Regions from separate parts of the Homo sapiens genome. Here region 1 is linked to region 2. Evidence: chromatin loops called from intact Hi-C (ENCODE). Cell type or tissue: mucosa of descending colon. All regions are shown on one strand.

What was found. Peaks named below come from ENCODE experiments on the same cell type or tissue, not always from the same donor. Only the 100,000 strongest peaks of a DNase experiment are listed, where the experiment ranks them.
Region 1: a loop joins it to region 2, with 3 times the contacts of the local background. A loop is called at or near these places in 12 of 110 quality-filtered maps.

What each region holds. Positions count from the first base shown.
Region 1 is chr17:27,558,954-27,561,453 of GRCh38, forward strand. The region is part of intron 2 of KSR1 (kinase suppressor of ras 1); the gene reads left to right. Among named protein-coding and RNA genes, the nearest start is that of LGALS9, 71 kb to the right of the region's middle. In mucosa of descending colon, no CTCF peak of the experiment used is centred here; DNase peaks (open chromatin) are centred at 322, 880, 1,138 and 1,954.
Region 2 is chr17:27,513,514-27,516,013 of GRCh38, forward strand. All of the region lies in intron 1 of KSR1 (kinase suppressor of ras 1), which reads left to right. Among named protein-coding and RNA genes, the nearest start is that of KSR1, 58 kb to the left of the region's middle. RefSeq lists enhancers at 1-717, 718-1,560. In mucosa of descending colon, no CTCF peak of the experiment used is centred here; no DNase peak of the experiment used is centred here.

The sequences.
Region 1 (2,500 bases), 45 kb after region 2:
AAAACATACGTGGATCGTTTGTGTGTGCAGCCGTCTGTGTGTGTAATCTCCTCCTTCCTTTTCCATATTGTTTTCCTAAGGGCCATCCCTGCAGGGTTATCTAAATACCATTTCAGATTTTGTCTTTTGGTTGGATAGTGTTTGCGGTCTTAAAGTTTCCAGGAAATAATGCCTTTTCTACTAGAGGAAGAGAGGGGATAGACATGGATGTGGTCACACAGTACGGCAGCTGCATTTCCAGGTTCCTGGTGTGGCTGAGGTGGCCCTGCGTGGGTTTCTTTCTGTTCCCACCTGAGTCAGATGCCAGCCCTCTGCGGCTCCGAGCCTGCTGCGGCGCTGCATGCCTGACCTTTGGTTCCTCGTCCCTTCCCTGTCTGTAGATGTTGGAGACAGAACTTGGGCAATGCCTGCATGTGTTTGCCCAACCACTAGATCTTCATCTAGAGCAGCGCTGTTCAAAACCTTCTGTATTGTCCATTCAGTGTGGCAGCCCTTAGCCATATGTGGCTTGGGGACACTTGAAATGTGTATAGTGCAGCTGAGAAACTGAAATTCGTGTTTTGTTTTATCGTAATGAATTTTAATTTGAATAGACATCTGGCTATGACTGCATTGACCAGGGCCCTGTGGTGAGAGCTGGGATGCTGAAGACACCTTCCTCTGCCCCAGGAGCACACAGACTGGGGTGAAACAGGAAGTGAGAGCCCCAGATGCCCTGATGGCTCCGGGATGGGATCTGTTGGAGCCAGTGGGCCAACTCATCCTGGGTAGTCAGGGAAAGACGGATGTCCGGGAAGGCAAGAGCACACCAGGCGGAGGGAAGAATATCTGCAGAGACCCTGAGGATGAGGAAATCAGAGCGCTTGTGAAGCGCGTGAGGAGGAGTCTGTGAGGAGGCTGGCGGGGAGCCGGGGTGGATTCCTGCAGCTCTCCCTGTGTGCAGTGTAGGGGTTGGGGCTCCTCTTAGGGGATATTGGAAGTGTGTGTGAGAGAGGGGCAGGAATTCCAAATGAACATTAGAATTGTTTAAAGGAAAATAAAACTAGCAAGAAGGCTGCATTCACATGGGGATGGGCTGAGAGTGACGGGGTGAGGAGCGCTGCCTCCCACGTGGCTGGAGGGTGGAAGGGTCGGGGATAGGAAATGAGATGGGAGGGAGCTCAGAGGCGGGGCCCTGCCCCGCTCCCAGTCATTTGGATTTGCACACTATGGCTGTTTCAAGCGGCCCCCTGTCCCACAAGTTACGTCTAAAAGTCTCAGCTTCATATTCTGGCAGCAGCTGGGGAAATGATTTCAGAGCCTGCTGGCATGGAGCCATTTTTTTTTTCTTTAGCAATTTCCCGGTTGGAAGTTGTTGAAAGGAAGTGGCAAGCGCTGCCTGAGCAGTTCTAGCTGGGAGAGGTGGGTGCTGCAGAGTCTGGGATTCCAGGGTGAAAGCCACAGGTTCCCCTGAATAAGCTCTTACTGCTGGTGGTTCCTGAACTGAAGATGCAGGCGGATCTGGTAAGGGGATTTTTGTTGTGATCCTGACTGGACATGTTTCTCTTTCCGCTCTCCTCTACCCTTGCGTTCCTGTGTTTAAGATGAGGCCTTCTCCCAGAGATGGGGGACAAAGCTGCCTTACTCCTGCCACCATTTTGGTTTCCCAGTGGCTGGGGGTGGCCAGAGCTCTGTGTGGACACCAGGAATGTAGGCTGTATGAGGCAGTAGGATGTGTGAGACCTAACCAGGAAAGCGAACCCGCATTTGGCTCCTGGGGTGCAGCTTGAGTCGGCATGACTATGGCCCTCATTCCTAGCCTCTCCTTCCCACCCCTCCTCCTGTCGGCCCCATACTCTCTCTTTGAGAGCCAGAGGCCCAGCTGTTCTTACAACCTTGCTCTTTGGCAACTGGGAGCCTCCCCAGGAAGCAGCACACACCCTCACCCAGCCTCCTGGAGGGATCTGTGCCAATGTGTCAGCCCAGCAGCACAGGGCTGCCTTGGTACCAGCCCAGTGGGGGCTGGGCCACACAGCTCTCCACTTAGGATGGGGAAATGGTGGCAAGTGGTGGACTGGCATGCCTGTATCACCTGGCCAGTCAGGAGAGGAGCTGAAGTTGGAGCATGGAAGGAAGGGGCAAGCTACAAGGCCAGCATTGTATAGATGTCATCCTGTTTCATCCTTATCCCTGGGACAGGAGACAGGGAGATCTGATGATCCCCTGCAAGCTGATGGCAGGATGAAGATTCAAACCCAGGTCCTTGTACTTCCTTCTCATACACAATTTTGTCATCTAATATCTTACCCAGAATAGCACAGTTTTGGGGCTACTGTATGATATGTAGTTGTGTAAATGAATTGACTGCCTGCCTTTGTGTGTGTGCACGTGTGTCTCTCTCTTCCCCCCTCATTTCTTCTTTCCTTTACATTCACTCGTTACTCATATGCACCCATTGATCACTTACCTTTTACCTGGTACCTTGATTAATTATCACAGAGGATTAATTGATGAGCAAAAT
Region 2 (2,500 bases):
GTGTACCTGGAGGTAGCATCACTGCATCTCATCCCATCTTCATATTAACCTTGTAAGCCGATGGGGAGAGTGGCTCACCTTAGCAAGGGTGTGTCTGCTGGGACCCCAGGGAAGCTTTGCTTACTGTCCTATGTCTATACCCCTTGGGTTGTCTCTGAGCTTCTCTTGGGGACGCATCGTTTTCCAGGTGTTGTGAGGAATTACAGCAGTAAAGCTTGCTTGATGCTTATGTTTAACCCCTGCAAGGCAGAATACGGGAGTTGCATGTAGCCAGTGTCGGGGGCTGGTGAAGAAGGGTGTAGGGCTGTGTTGGGGCACAGCCTGCTCATCACACAGGTCCTCCAGAGTGGACCTGAACGCTCAACCCCTTTAATCTTTGGTGTCTGCCTGCAGTGTTTCCTCCCAAGTGGGTTTGGTGCCCTTCCAGCATATTGAGTGGAGAATCGTCGGAAAGGCTGAGGCTTCAGCCGAGTCTCCAGGCCACTGCTTGCGGTGCAGCTAAGCTCTTAATGTGTTTTCATAATCAAAGCAGAAAGGTCCCATTGTGGCGCTAACGCCTTTGCCATAAAGCACTTTTTGTTTCCTAACAAAATTCCAAGTCTCAAAAGCAAGTCAGCTTAGCAAAAACACAATACCAATGAATGGCCATTTGCCACTTGCAACAGCTAGGCAAGCTCCCAGTAAATAACACTCGGTCAGCCTGTGTTTTATTGGGGCACCCCAAAGACATGAAAATACTTTGCAGGCTACTTGGAGGAAAACAGTAAGATATTAGGAGTCATATTTATCACCGGGGAATTATAACCTGATATTAAGGTGCCAGTTAGGGTTTGCTTGGCTATATATTTCAGAAAATTAAGTAAGGCTGGGGACAGTAGCTCACGCCTGTAATCCCAGCACTTTGAGGGGCTGAGATAGGTGGATCACCTGAAGTCAGGAGTTCAAGACCAGCCTGGCCAACATGGTGAAACCCCGTCTCTATTAAAAATACAAAAAACTAGCTGGGTGTGGTGGCGTACGCCTGTAATCCCAGCTACTCAGGAAGCTGAGGCAGGAGAATCCCTTGAACTCAGGAGGCAGAGGTTGCAGTGAGGTGAGATTGTGCCATTGCACTCCAACCTGGGCGACAGGAGCAAAACTCCATCTCAAAAAAAAAAAAAAAGAAAAGAAAAGAAAAGTAACACTGGAAGTAAGGGATTATTTTTCTTATGAAACAAAAAGCCCAGAGGCTGACAGTCTTACGGCTCCACGTTGCTGCCTCCTGTCTTTTTGCTTTATCATCTTCAGCACAAAGCCTCATACTCCCAAGATGGCTGCTATATCTCCAGGTTTCACATTTGCATTTCAGGTAGGAAGGTGGCTTTTGTCAACTGCCTCTTATCCATTTTAATGAGGAAAACTAACTTTCTGGAAGTACCAAGCAATAGGCTTTCCCTTACATTTCACTGGTTAGAACTGGATCACATGGCAACCACTGGTTGTCAGGGTGGCTGGGAGCTAAGCACATTGTTATTTGAACAAAATCAGGGATTCCCGAGGTTAAGGAAGGAAAAGGAGGATGGACATGGGGAGGCAGCTAACAGCAGGTGCCATGATTCACTGGATAAAATAGATAGGAAACAAGCTGTTTCATAGAAAGCGAATTTATATTCAGTAACTGAAACATTCTTGTAAGCACTAAAATGTATTTTAATCATTTTAATTGCAGTCATGTGCCGCATTGTCAACAACAGACCACGTGTATGACAGTAATCCCATAAGATTATAGTACTGTATTTTTGCTGTACCTTTTCTGTGTTCTGATATGTTTAGATTTGTCTTACAAATGTATTACAGTTGCCTACCATACTCATTACTCTGATGTTCACACAAAGCCAAAATCACCTAAGGACATGTTTCTCAGAACGTATTTCTGTCGTTACACGCCGCATGACTGTAGTTTGAGAAGACACATTTTCTTCTAAACAACTTAATGACTTTTTCGGTGTGGCTGGGAGTCTCAGTAGGCTCTACTGAGGTGTGGTTTGAACGGCCACTTTGCCTCTCATATAATGGTCCCAGAAAATTATGCTTTTTAAATCTTGGGTCTGCTTCGTAGTTTTTTTTTTTTTTTTTTTTTCATTTATTCCATTATTGCTGCCAGGTCTTGTGGCCTCTGTGCATTTACCTCTAGAAACCTGGTTCTTTTCACCTTAAAAATGTTCTGCTTTACTATAATCTATGGATGGGAGAAACCAGAGAACCCAACATGGTAGAAATGTGGATTGAGGAAGGAGGCTCTGGGGGAAACCATAGACTCTCCTCTAGGTTAGGTAGGGCTTTCATGAGCAGGCTTAGTCTGTTTTATCAGCTCTGATCTCTTCTGGCCTATCAGATAAAAGAATTTGCCTTTTTTTTTGTTAAGGGAAGGAGTTTGAAATCTTCTCCAGTCAAGGCACTATTTAACAATTGGCTCTCCATGGCTGACTTAATGCTAATTTTCTCATCACCATTCAACATA